Regions from separate parts of the Homo sapiens genome. Here region 1 is linked to region 2. Evidence: chromatin contacts called from ENCODE Hi-C or POLR2A ChIA-PET data. All regions are on one chromosome and are shown on one strand. Each heading gives the region's core, a stretch centred on a gene start or an enhancer-like site at or near the end of the contact. The rest is flanking DNA. Distances are from core to core; before and after follow the strand shown.

The links. A loop is a pair of places that touch in the nucleus more often than their neighbours do. ChIA-PET counts read pairs that join two places held with the same protein, here RNA polymerase II (POLR2A). Pooled maps may share reads with other maps.
Region 1: a loop to region 2 is called in a map of mammary epithelial cell, with 7 times the contacts of the local background. The contact joins two enhancer-like sites. A Hi-C loop is called at or near these places in 6 of 168 maps with a recorded cell type or tissue (GM13977, endothelial cell of hepatic sinusoid, gastrocnemius medialis and 3 more) and 5 of 50 pooled maps. POLR2A ChIA-PET finds 5 or more read pairs at or near these places in 5 of 52 experiments (BJ, H1, T-cell and 2 more).

What each region holds. Positions count from the first base shown.
Region 1 is chr4:153,293,202-153,300,757 of GRCh38, forward strand. TRIM2 (tripartite motif containing 2) reads left to right here. Exons shown (of 12, transcript NM_015271.5): 5 at 1,104-1,284; 6 at 2,112-2,835. Among named protein-coding and RNA genes, the nearest start is that of MND1, 48 kb to the right of the region's middle. Within about 2 kb of position 3,339, at least 6 of the 41 ENCODE cell types and tissues checked have a DNase peak (open chromatin) inside an H3K27ac peak, as active enhancers do.
Region 2 is chr4:153,141,323-153,147,935 of GRCh38, forward strand. No RefSeq gene overlaps it. Among named protein-coding and RNA genes, the nearest start is that of TRIM2, 60 kb to the right of the region's middle. Within about 2 kb of position 2,034, at least 12 of the 41 ENCODE cell types and tissues checked have a DNase peak (open chromatin) inside an H3K27ac peak, as active enhancers do.

The DNA.
Region 1 (7,556 bases), core at 2,089-4,588, 150 kb after region 2:
CTAGGTACAAGAGTAGGTTCATATTTCCCTTGAGATATCAGGCTTTGTGGGTAAATAAGTTCTTTTATCATGGATTTGTTGTCATAAACTAATGAGTGAGGAAGGTTGTCTTCTGCCTGTTGGTAGAACTCCAGCCTCCTTATGAGTGGCATTTTTGTTTTAGTACCTAAGTATGATTACATGAATTAAAGTACACTCAAATAAACTGCTCTCAGGAGAGTTCTGAAATTCATCCCTGAAACCAGGCTCTCTGAGGAGCCTTCCTTATCTGCTGTTCCTGACACACATACAGGCCATTTTGTTGGCTGTGATTGGCTCCTTTCTGTCTGAGCTCTGCAAAATGGTCTTGAGCAGTGATTGCTAATTTTCCTTGTTTTCCTGCTTCCAAGTTCCTTCTTTGGCACAGAAATGAAAGAACAGAGTAGCTGAGTGGTGCATGAAAAAGACCAAAGAGAGGAAATGAGAAGCCAGCAGAAAAGCAGACAAAATAAATCTCTCCACTGATAGCTGTAGTGAGAAAAGTGTGGTTGTTCTATAGTAATTCAAAGAACTTGGAAACTTACGAGAAGTTCTCAAGAAACTGGGTTTGGATAAATGTTTTATGTGGCTAGGGTAAAAGATACAGCTATCTAGAATAGTGGTTCTCAGCCATTCGGCAATGCCTGGAGACATTTTTGGTATCACAACTGTGTGTTTTGGCAGGGGGTTGGGGAGAGGGAGGCAGGGCGGGGAGAGCTATTGGTATCTGGTAGAGGACAGGCTGCTGTTAAACATCATACAATGCACCAGACGGCCCCTGCAACGAAGAATTAACCTGGCCAGAATGGCTTTTCAGAGAGCTTCAAGTCTATACACTTAATTAATTATTAAAATTGGACAATTGATGGTAGATTGAAATTGACAATTTTGATTGTCTCTGAAGAGACAAAATCTCTTCTCTCTAAGGCAGTAATTATGTCATATCTTATTCTGTTCTCTGGTTATTGTTTTTTTAAAGATGATGAAAGGCATAGAATTTTTTTAAACAAAATGTAGTGTTTAGATAGATTTTGGAATATTTCTGGGTTGAGGTTAAATAACGACCTTTAACAACTGTCCACCAGGCTCCCAGAAATAGATTCTGCTCTTCAGTTCATCTCTGAAATCATTCATCAGTTAACCAACCAAAAGGCCAGCATCGTGGATGACATTCATTCCACCTTTGATGAGCTCCAGAAGACTTTAAATGTGCGCAAGAGTGTGCTGCTTATGGAATTGGAGGTCAACTATGGCCTCAAACACAAAGTAAGACCAGAATCATTACAGATGTCCTGGAAGAGACATGATATCCAAGGGCACTAGCTTATTGTTTCCTAATAGCAACAAGGGGTCCTTAAGTGTCATCATTGTATAGTAAACTATAGTTTTCACTGAATGTAATATCCAGCTATTTTTTCCCCTATTTTCAGCAAAATTCGATGACTCTGTGACTTTAAGTACTAGTTTATAATTTGACAAGAGGCAAGGTTGAATATAATGTAATGCTTTTAGCATTTAGAGTTAAACTGGATTGTTTTCATTCCTCAGTTATAACATGAAATAGTTTCTTAATTGCTCTCTCACCCACACCAACCTGTTAGTCAGCTTCAAAATGAACCCTGACTGCAGCCTTTGTTTAACTCTGCATGTCTGTTCACAAAACAGGGATGAGAAACCTCTGATGTTCAGGTGTGGAGAGTTTTCATTTGTTTACTTCCTGTTCCTTTAGGTGGTGATGGACATGGGGACATGGGGAAAGATACTGAATAATGAATATTTCAGATGTCAGGCATAGCAATTAATTTGCTATGCTCTTGGTAGTGACCTTTCTGTTTTCCCCTCTCCAAAACACATGAGCCAAGAAATACATGTGTGGAAGAGAGGGCGAGGCGGAAGGGAAACCTCGAAAAGGTACTGGGAATGCAGTTTAGGACTTTGCGTTAGCACTGGGTTCCCTGGGTTGACAAACACCGCTTGCTCAGAGCCACCTGCGTGGGCAGGTGTAGAGTCTCCTTCTCGCCGGTGGAGGGCACTGCCCCGGGCTAGGCCCCGCCCTGTGGGACGAGCTCACCAGGCCTCCGGTTTTCCCGCAGGTCCTCCAGTCGCAGCTGGATACTCTGCTCCAGGGGCAGGAGAGCATTAAGAGCTGCAGCAACTTCACAGCGCAGGCCCTCAACCATGGCACGGAGACCGAGGTCCTACTGGTGAAGAAGCAGATGAGCGAGAAGCTGAACGAGCTGGCCGACCAGGACTTCCCCTTGCACCCGCGGGAGAACGACCAGCTGGATTTCATCGTGGAAACCGAGGGGCTGAAGAAGTCCATCCACAACCTCGGGACGATCTTAACCACCAACGCCGTTGCCTCAGAGACAGTGGCCACGGGCGAGGGGCTGCGGCAGACCATCATCGGGCAGCCCATGTCCGTCACCATCACCACCAAGGACAAAGACGGTGAGCTGTGCAAAACCGGCAACGCCTACCTCACCGCCGAACTGAGCACCCCCGACGGGAGCGTGGCAGACGGGGAGATCCTGGACAACAAGAACGGCACCTATGAGTTTTTGTACACTGTCCAGAAGGAAGGGGACTTTACCCTGTCTCTGAGACTCTATGACCAGCACATCCGAGGCAGCCCGTTTAAGCTGAAAGTGATCCGATCCGCTGATGTGTCTCCCACCACAGAAGGCGTGAAGAGGCGCGTTAAGTCCCCGGGGAGCGGCCACGTCAAGCAGAAAGCTGTGAAAAGACCCGCAAGCATGTACAGCACTGGAAAACGAAAAGAGAATCCCATCGAAGACGATTTGATCTTTCGAGTGGGTAAGGAGAGGGCTTCTGTGCCCGACGCCTGAGCTGGCACTGGTTAAGGGGTAACTGGGCACGTGTCATTGCAAATAGCAACACTGCAGCCCAGAACTCTACCTGCAGGTGTTAGGAGATGTACTGCTATAAAATTTGATATATTTTGTTAGTCGAGCTTATGCAGTCTCCTCCAGAGATGGTATTTCCTTCTCCTCCGCCTCTAGTCTCCTCCCTACTCCCTCCTTTCTCTTCTTCCTCTTCCTTAAGACACAAGTGCTGCATATTCATTGTAGGAAATTACAAGCTGAAAATAAGCAAAAAGAGAAATAGAAAAATCATAGCACCCGTAATCTGAAAATCTTGAAGGAAAAATTGGCAATCCTCCCCCTAACCCCCACCACCAACGCCCCTCTTCCCTGGGAGGGTCTTCTTGTGCCAGAGCTGAGGCTGTACGGTTGGCAGAGCATGTGATGCCTCCCTGTCACTGCATCGGCATTGCAGGAGGGAGGGGATGTGTGCATTGCAAGTTGCAACCACCTCCAGCTGTGTGTAGCTGGAGAGCAGCCCCAAGGAGAGGAGGAGGGGTGGAAACTTGGAGAAAGAATGGGGTTGAGGCGGGGTTGGGGTGGAAGCAAGAAGGTACCCGATGAGCCAAGAGAGTTAGGAATGCAAATAGCCCTTCCCTCCTCTGATTTATGGTCTCTCTCTTTTTAAACTTTCTATGTTCTCAGTAGAAAGCAACTAAATGTAAACAGCAAAGGGCTTGATGATTCTTAAGGGAGAAAAGTCTGCATTTTAGTTAGCTTCAAAAAGTAGCTCCAGCAGACTTCTTTTCCTCCCTCTTCCATTTAACAATGCAGTATCTCTGAAAGAGTGCTGCACTGTATATTAGCTGGCACATGTAGAAAAACAATTCTATGGTTCAGATAAATTTGGGAAACCTTAGGCTAAATGAAGGAAGTGGACTTTTTTAAATTGCAGAACTTCTTAAAACCTTTAGAATCTGCTGATGTACATTGTAGGTCTCTGAGGCAGGAGAGGGATAGATAACAGGCAGCACATCCAAACTTCCAACCATAGAACTTTTTCCCTGGAACGTCTTGGGAAATGAAGGCTCTGTGGAACGTTCTTGGGCAGAGCTGCTCAATGTTAATGCTTCAGGCTGAATCTTCGCAAAGACGGTGATATGATATGTAACTTGTCTGTTCAGAGCATGGAAGCCCTCATACATTCACGGCCAGATGTGCGATATGGGTGCAGGGGTTGTTGATTCTCCACCAGAGCAGAGTGGACGAGCTTGGGTGGATGCAGGACTGGGAGGCGCCCAGGTCTGCCACTCCGGTTCAGCCACTTACTTGAGCCTTGGGCAAATCTTTCAGCTTCCCTGTACTTCAACTTCTATGTCCATGAAATGAAAATGCAAAAATATCTGCTTATCAGAACTATTCTAAGTTCCAAGCTGAATGCCTGACATGTAGGAGGAGCTAAATGAATGAGAGCTATTGTTTTTGTACATGTAATTGTTAAGGCTTTTAGATTATCCCTACTACCTTTTCTTTTCAAAAAACCTGCTGGCTCCCCACTGATCTCTTGCATTACGAACAAATTCATTTTCCCATTTAAACCTCCATCCCCCACACCTCCCACCAAGTGACCCCAGTCTACTCCCCTAGGCCATGTGCAGTGAAAGACTCAGAACTGGAATTGGGCAGATCTGGGTTGGAATCTTGATTCTTCTCACCAGCTGGGCAACTGGCTTACTTACCCTTTTTGAACAGTGTTTTCTCCTCTGTAAAACAAAGGGAATGAAATATTACCTAAATCTTAAGGTTGCTGTTGGGGGTGAAATGAGAGAATTCTTGTAATATACGTGGCATGTGCCTGTGTACAGCAAGAGCTCAATTAATGGTAGCTAAGATTTTACTCTTGTTATTCATCATCATCATCATCATAATCATCATCACCTCTGATACCCACTTGAGGAAAGAGACATGTCTTTCAGGAGTTTCCTGTGCTCAAACTATATTGGTTTTGATTCTCCAGATCCCACCCCAGGGACAAGGGGGTATATCTTCTCCCCTCGTACCTACTGAGAAATGCAGCCATAGTGATGTATTGGCACTGCTGGAAAGGTGTTGAAATGTGTAAACATTTGTGAAGAACTTAGAACAGTGCCTGGCATGCAGCACGATGTCTGAGTTTATCAATGAAGTAAAGATGCTGTCTTAGTTTGCTAAGGCTGCCATAACAAAATTCCACAGTCTGAGTGACTTAAATGATAGACATTTATTTTCTCACAGTTCTGAAAAACTGGAACTGTTTTAGAGTTAGAAGTCCAAAATCCAGGTGCTGGGAGGGTGGGTTTCCTCTGAGGCCTCTGTCCTTGCAGATGGCCACCTTCTTGCCTCTTTGTCCTCACATAGTCATCTCTTTGTGGCTCAGCCCCTATTGTCTCTTCCTCTTCTTATAAGAACACCAATCATACTGAATTAGGGCCCCGCTTTAACAGCCTCATTTTAATTTAATCACCCCTTCAAAGACCTAATCTCCAAATATGTATATATTCATGGTGTACAACATGATGTTTTGATATATGCATACCTTATTGAATGGCTAAATCAGGCTAACATATGCATTACCTCACATATTGATCAATTTTTTTATAGAGAACACTTACAATCCACTCTTTCAGCAACTTTCAAGTGTATATAATATATTTCTTTTCTTGTTATTGAAACAGGGCCTTGCTCTGTTGGCCAGGCTGGAGTACAGTAGCGTGATCATGGCTCATTGTAGCCTCTACCTCCTGGGCTCAGGTGATCCTCCCACCTCAGCCTCCCAAGTAGCAGGGACCACAGCTGCATGTCACCAAGCCCAGCTAATTTTTGTTTTTGTTTTTTTTTAGGGGTTGGGTCTCGCCATGTTGCCCAGGCTAGTCTCAAACTCCTGGACTCAAACAATCTCCCCATCTCAGCCTCCCAAAGTGCTGGGATTACCGGCGTGAGCCACCATGCCTAGCCATAATATATTAACTATAGTCACCATGATTTACAATAGTTCTCTTGAACTTATCCCTCTTATTTAACTAAATTTTTCTGTCTTTTGATCAACATCTCTCCAGTCCTTTTACCCCCACCCTCCCCAGCCTCTGGTATCCACTATTTTACTGTCTGTTGCTATGAATTCAACATTTTTAGATTCCTCATATAAGTGAGATCATGTATTATTTGTCTTTCTGTGCCTGGCATAATGTCCTCCAGGTTCACCCATATTGTCACAAATGACAGGATTTCCTCAATTTTTGAAGCTGAATAGTATTCCATTGTGTGTGTATGTGTATATATATATATACACACAGTGAAAGACTGTGTATATATATACCACATTTTCTTTATCTATTCATTTGTTGATGGACACTTAGGTTGATTCCATATCTTGGCTATTGTGAACAGTGCTGCAGTGAAACATGAGGATGCAGATATCTCTTTGACATCTTGACTTCAGTTTCTTTAGATATGTTAGATACAGTGAGTTCTAGATTTCTTTTCAAAGAATCAGTATGTCAGTATGTTCAGTTCTTTGTCCTCCATTTTAAAGTTTAACTTCCTTGTAGTTTCAGTAAACAACTTTTTCCATCAGTTTTAATCGGTAGTTCACATTTGTTCCCCTGGTCACCTGCTCTGTCCTGACTCATCCCTATCACCTGCTTTGACCCGAGTCACCCCTGGTCACCTGCTCTGACCTAAGTCACCTTTAGTTACCTGTTCCTAACCATCCTTCCCACAAACTACTCACCCCACCACTCTGGCTCATACCTGTACTCTCTTTAAAATAGCCAGTCGGAATTAGCTTAGACTGTGTGGTCCAACCCTAGCCAATAGGTGAACAACACAGCAGTAGGAGCTACCTGCGTCAGGAATAAGAACCCCTTCCCTCCCTTGTCCAGGTGTGCTCTCACCATTACTCCGTTTGCAAGTCGCACCCTTCTATAGAAGTAAAAATTGCCTTGCTGAGAAAATTAAATTTATGTTTGAGTGCTATTTCTTTGCGGCACCGAAAATTTGTTTCTAACAGATATATACCCAGTACTGGGATTGCTGGTTCATATGATAATTGTATTTTTAATTTTTTGAAGAACTTCTATACTGTTTTCCATAATGGCTGTACTAATTTACATTCCCACCAACCTGTGCCAGGGTTCACTGTCTCCACATCTCTGCCAACACTTGATATCTTTTGTCTTTTTTTTGAGACAGAGTCTTGCTCTGTTTCCCCAGGCTGGAGTACAATGGCGAGATCATGGCTCGTTTCCCCAGGCTGGAGTACAATGGCGAGGTCATGGCTCACTGCAACCTCAACCTCCAGATGCTCCCACTTCAGCCTCTCAAGTAGCTGGGACCACAGATATGTGCCGCCATACCTGACTAATTTTTTCTTTTGTGTTTTTGGTAATAGCCATTCTAACACGTATGAGGTATTATCTCATTGTGGTTTTAATTTTCATATCCGCGATGATTAGTGATGTTCAACATTTTTTTTTTTGAGACAGATTCTTACTCTGTCGCCAGGCTGGTGTGCAGTGGCGTGATCTCAGCTTACTGTAACCTCTGCCTCCCAGTTTTAAGCTTCCCAAGTAGCTGAGACTACAGGCACGCACTAGCACACCCAGCTAATTTTTGTATTTTTAGTAGAGACAGGGTTTCACCATGTTGGCCAGGATGGTCTTGATCTCTTGACCT
Region 2 (6,613 bases), core at 784-3,283:
GGGCAAGTCCTCCTGTCTCCCCATCTGTAAAATAGGAATAAGATACCTGCCTACTAGAGTGTGGGGCAGCTCAAAAAAAAAGACATGCATAGAGGAGCTGGGTAGGTGCTTGCAAAAATCCCAGTTCCCCTTGCGGAACCAGCCAGCCAGTGACAGACCACACTGCTGTTCAAATACTTTTCTTTCTTTTCCTCTTTCTTTCTTTCTGTTTTCTTTCTTTCTCTTTCTTTCTCCTTCTTTCCTTCTTTCTCTTTCTTTCTTTCTTTTTCTTTCTTTCTTCTTTTCCTTCCTTCCTTCCCTCCCTCCCTCCCTCCCTTCATTCCTTCCTTCCTACCTTCCCTCCCTCCCTCCCTCCCTCCTCCCTTCCCTTCCCTTCCCTTTCTTTCTTTTTTTTTTTTGCTTTAACAGAGTCTTGCTCTGTAGTCCACACTGGAGCGCAGTGATACATCTCAGCTCACTGAAACCTCTGCCTCCTGGGTTCAAGTGATTCTTCTGCCTCAGCCTCCAGAGTAGCTGGGATTACAGGCATGTGCTACCATGCCCGGCTAATATGTATTTTTAGTAGAGACAGGGTTTTGCCATGTTGGCCAGGCTAGTCTCGGAATCCTGACCTCAGGTGATCCACCCGCCTTGGCCTCCCAAAGTGCCGGGATTACAGGCATGAACCACCATGCCCAGCCTCTTTCTTTCTATTTCAAAAAAAAAATTGTTGACAATATATTAGACCCATGCTATGTGCTTTTGTGCTTCAAGAATGAGAAGGGGCAACATTTTAAGAGAAAGCATGAGACAAGTGCACAGGGAAAACAATGGAGCCCTGTGCACAGGTGTGCAGCCAGCAGCTGCCAGGCAGCCACAGAAATGAAGAGGAGGTGGAAGGGCTCTAGGCTTCTCCAAAGGAGCTGCCTGCTTTGGTCTGCGAAAGGGAGATTTCCGACTGAGGGTGCCCAAGATTTTAACTGATGGGTGGGAAAGCAAAGTGTGAATCTCCAAACCCACAACTTTCCCACTTCTGCAAGGAGTTCTCTCCTCCTCTGTGTCAGCCCTGAGAGACAAAGAGTGGCAGGAATTTCAGGGCAGGTGGAGGGTGGTTCATTTACAGAAAAGAGCTTTCATGATCTCCGGTTGGATTAGGGTAAGGTAGTAATGAATGACTGTTGTTTGGATGAAATACTGGAATGATTTCAACTGTGGTAGACAGGTTTGACTTGAGAAGAGTATGGAGAACTGGTTAAGAACAGACTTGGCCAGCCATGGTGGCTCACGCCTGTAATCCCAGCACTTTGGGAGGCCGAGGCAGGCAGATCACTTGAGTTCAGGAGTTCAAGACCAGCCTGGGCAACATGGCGAAACCCCGTCTCTACTAAAAACACAAAAATTAGCCGGGTGTGTTGACACACACCTGTAATCCCCACTACTCAGTGACTGAGGCACGAGAATTGCTTGAACCTGGGATGCGGAGGTTGCAGTGAGCTGAGATGGCGCCACTGCACTCTAGCCTGGGCAACAGAGGAAGACCTTGTCTCAAAAAATAAATAAATAAAATAAATAAATAAATAAATAAATAAATAAAAATTTTTTAAAAAAATTACAAATGAAAGTGATTTGCACAAAATACAAAAGGAAATTGAAACCAGGCTGGCCTATAAGAGAAAGGTAGTTTATTGACTTAATGGTAACTAAAACTCTAAAGGTAATAATTTCAGGTGACATTTGATCCAGCAGCTCAAAAAATGTCACCAACAGCCTGCCTTCTGTCCTCAATCTGCTTTATATGGTGTTGGCTTTATCCACAGATTCCACAAGGTGGCCCCAGAGGCTGCTCCAGGATCTCGATTACTGGAAAAAGGCTGTAGCTGCTCCAAAATTCACCATTCGGGTAAAAAGGGTGGTCTCTTTTTCAGAGCTACTATAAAATAGGTTTATTCTTCCCAAAAGCCCCGGCAAATGTCCTCCTGGCTTGTTGCCTCTGATTTGGTAGTGCCAGTCTCCAAACCAGTCCATTTGGCTTGGGGCCATGGTGGGTGTGCCCATTGGTTTAAGCCAGCCAGAAACCACTCCAGGCACTTGGGGAGGGTTCAGTCCCACTCAAGCCAAATTCACTCTTGAAATCTGTGTTCTTGTATCCAGGAGAGAATATAGATGCAGGGTATCAAATAGCCAATGTGTACTACATTACATTTTAAGAGAAGCCACCAAATTTATACAATTTGTGCTTACAGATTTCTATACAAAGACAAGAGAAATGCCTGATTCTTGTGTGTGTGTTTTGTTGTTGTTATTTTTTGTTTTGTTTTTTTCCTGTTGATCGATCACAATAACCAGGAAGGATTTTGGCATTTGGCATTTTTGCACCTTGGTTCTGACCTGGAAAGGAGGAGGGTGTGGCATTTATAGATAAGTAACTGAAGACCAAGGTCAAATGAATGGATGATGTAATTCATTCCCTAAACAGAGAAACGTCTGGTGCCTTCCTGGCCTCAGTCCTCTCCGAAGGGGCTGTTGGCTCCAGCCCAAAGGCCTCTGCATTCTTTGGCTTCCATTGATTTCTCACCTGATTCCAATCACATTGCCCTCTGACTAATACTATGTTTTAATGCTTAGACGAATTATGTATGCATTAAAAGGAAAACCTTGGATTTAAGCCTTGAGGTGAAATAGGATGCTTAGTCTGTGGTAACAAAAGAAGACTGGAAATGGAAGGAGATCAGCGAGGTCAGACACAGCAGCCCACAGACGCAGCCCTTGGCTGCTGAATGTCCTCCATCTCAGCCCATATGGTGACACTCTTGAGTGCACACTGGGCATGCAGCCCAGATAAATGCAGCCAGGATAAGTGGTTTCTATAACATAATGGGGTTAAATGAAAGATTTCTAACTCTCCCACTTTCATTTGTGGCTCAGAAAAGATTTTAGTAATGAAATCGAAGGTAATCAGAGATCAGCTGGAGGAAAGATGTATAATCAGATTTTCCAGTGTTCAGATTTGCTCTGGGGGAGGGGTTATGCATTTATTCAACAAATATTTCTTAAAGGCCCAGTATGTGCCAGGTATGGGTACAATGGTGGCCTGTCCACTTGGGTTTACGGTCTAGCACAAGGGAGCTAGGTAATCATCAAATACCTATGCAAGCCCACCTACAGTAAGTGCTATCGGTTAAAATATAGACATATTTAGGCATGTTAAGAAAGTCTCACGTGAATTTTGTGAATTAAATGTGTAGAGAAACTCCCAATATAGAGCATCTTAAACTGCTGAATGAAGTATTTAAAAAAGACTGTTTTGCCAATTTTGTTGTTATAATTTACATACAATGAAATTCGCTGATTTTAACTGTACAATTCAATGAGTATTGACAAATGTATAGAGTCCTGTCACTGCCACCACATCATGACATAGCACACGTCCATCACTCCTGAAGTTCCCTTGTACCCCTTTACAGCCAGTCCCTTCCCGCTACCTTCTGACCCCAGGCATCCACTGATCTGCCTCCTGTTTCGCTTTTTCTAAAATTTCCTATAAATTAAATCATATGTAGTCTGTCATGTAACATGGTGCTTCTGAGATTTCTTCTTGTGATGCATGTCAGGAGTCTGTGTATTTCTCTTGGTAAGTAGTATTCTACAGAGTGGATATACCACGATTTGTTTTATTAATTCACCAATTCATGGACATTTGAGTTCATTCTGGTTTTTAGCTATTATGAATAAAGTTGATATAAATATTCACCTACAAGTCTTTGGGTAGACATATGTTTTTACTTTTCTTAGGTAGATACCTAGGAGTGGAATGGCTGGGTATGGTAAGCAGAGCTCTAAAAATGACTCCTAGTGACCTAGCCCTCTGATAATCACTACCTCTTTGATTATGGGTCAAATTTATGATTATAAAACTTAAGCTATCGCTCCCATGATTATCTTACAGGGTAAAGCAAGATTATCTGAGGGAATCTAATCTAATCATGTGAGCCCTTTAAATGCTGGCAAGAAAAAAAGAAAGTCAGAGAGATTTGAAGCACAGGGGGGATTCAATGCATCCGTACTGGCTTGAAGATGAAGGACTCCCCTAAGAAGGAATGTGGGTGGCCTTAGCAGCTGAGAGAGGCCCCAGCTGACAGCTAGCAAGAAAATGATGACTGCAGGCCAGGTGCGGTGGCTCACGTCTTTAATCTCAGCACTTTGGGAGGCCAAGGCAGGCTGATCACCTGAGGTCGGGAGTTCAAGACCAGCCTGACCAACATGGAGAAACCCCATCTCTACTAAAAATACAAAATTAGCCAGGCATGGTGGCGTATGTCTGTAATCCCAGCTACTTGGGAGGCTGAGGCAGGAGAATCACTTGAACCTGGAAGGCGGAAGTTGTGGTGAGCCGAGATCGTGCCATTGCACTCCAGCCTGGGCAGCAGGAGTGACATTCCATCTCAAAAAAAAAAAAAAAAAAAGGGAAAATGGTGACTGCAGTCCTGCAACTTCAAGGAACTGGATTCTGCCAACAGCCTGAATGAACTTGGAGGTGGATTTCATCCTACAGCCTCCAGAAGATAATTCAGCCCAGTCAACACCTTCAAGTCCATCCTGTGATACCATGAGCAGAAAACCCGCCACAATGTTCAAGCCTGCTGACCTATAGAACCATGAGAACTGTGAGCTAACAAATAAATGTAGTTATAAGCCACTGTTTGTGATGATTTGTTACAACGATAGAAAACTAATATATATGGTATGTGTATGTTTAACTTCATAAGAAACCTGCTCAATTGTTTCCAAAAGCAGCTACACCATTTTACACTTCTACCAGCAATGTAGGAGAGTTCCAGTTGTTCCACATTCTTGACAATACTTGATATTGTCAGTCTTTTTGATTTTTAACCATTCTCATATAGTGGCATTTCATTGTGGTTTTAATTTGCATTTCCCTAATGACTAATAGTGTTAGGCATCTTTTCATATGCTTATTTGCTATCCCTGTATATCTTTTTTTTTTTTTCTTCAGACAAGTCTTGCTCTGTTGCTCGGGCTGAAGTGCAGTGGCATGATCATAGCTCACTGTAACCTTGAACTCCCTGACTCAAGAGATCTTCCCATCTCAGCCTCCCTAGTAGCTGGGACTACCGCCGTGCACCACAAGGCCCAGCTAATTTTATTTTTTATATTTGTAGAGACGGAGCCTCACTATGTTGCCTAGGCTAGTCTCAAACTCCTGGGCTCAAGCAATCACCCTGACTTAGCCTCCCAAGGCACTGGGATTACAGGCATGAGCCACCATGCCTGTTCATTCTTTAGTAAAATGTCTGTCCAAATCTTTAGCCCACTTTTTAAATTGGATTATTTGTCTTATTATTTCAAAGCTCTGCTTGGCTGATGGTAAAGTTAATAAAAGACAGAACTGGCTGGGCGCAGTGGCTCACGTCTGTAATCCCAGTACTTTGGGAGGCCGAGGTGTGTAGATCACCTGAGGTCAGGAGTTTGAGACCAGCCTGGCCAACCTAGTGAAACCCCGTCTCTACCAAAATACAAAAATTAGCTGGGCATGATGGCATGCACCTGTAATCCTAGCTACTCCAGAGGCTGAGGCAGGAGAATTGCTTGAACCTGGGAGATGGAGGTTGCAGTGAGCTGAGATCACGCCACTGCACTCCAGCCTGGTCGATGGAGCGGGACTCTATCTCCAAAAAAAAAAAAGAAGAATAAGAAGAAGGCCGAACTGTAAGAAAGCTTGATTGCAGGAGGGAAACAGGGTAGAGCAGGCCTTTTTATGGGTGGGGGTGGAGAATGTCTGCCAACCCTCCATGGCTTACGGTTTGAATTTGAATGAGCCACATACAAGGGAAGAAGATAAAAAGCCTGGGGCTTGAGCAGGGCTGGAGGCCAGATAAGAGATGCCCAATCTGAAGCCAGAACCCCTGAAAAGCAACACAATGATTATACAAGGGAAAAATGTACCTACATAACACCATGTTACCTATCTCAGGCTTGGCTCTGGGTGAAGTATGGAGAAATGCTCAGAACTGCCCAACCATATGCTCCAACTCACAAGTGTGTGAACCTGAAATGTACACTTGCTACTGGGCTTGAAAGCTTTAAACATAAAATTTATTTTAAAGTGGTTTCATGTGGGAAGTGTCTCAATCTTCCTAATTCACCTACCTGGGCATTGCACTTTAACACAGAGTTCCCACAGGATAAAGCTTCCAGATACAAGAATTCACCATAAATAAAAACCACTAAATAAACAGGAAAATAAGACATGAGTAAGTGTCAGCTGAGACAAAAAGCTGCTGACTTAAACCTGCAAAGGCTGAATACTAGAGTGATCGGTATGGAATATTAAATAAGTGTGTTTGACATTTTGTAAAAATAATATAGTGGAATACAAGCATAACATGAAGCAAAACACCTAAAGTTGACAGATTAACTAGAAAAAGAAGCAAAAATTAGATGGCAGCTGATTCCTCAATAGCAACAGTGAAGCTGTAAGACAGCGGAATTATATTTCAAAGTATTACTTGAAAATAACCATGAGACTGGGCGTGGTGGCTCACATCTGTAATCCCAGCACTTTAGGAGGCCAAGGTAGGTGGATTGCTTGAGGCCAGGAGTTTGAGACCAGCCT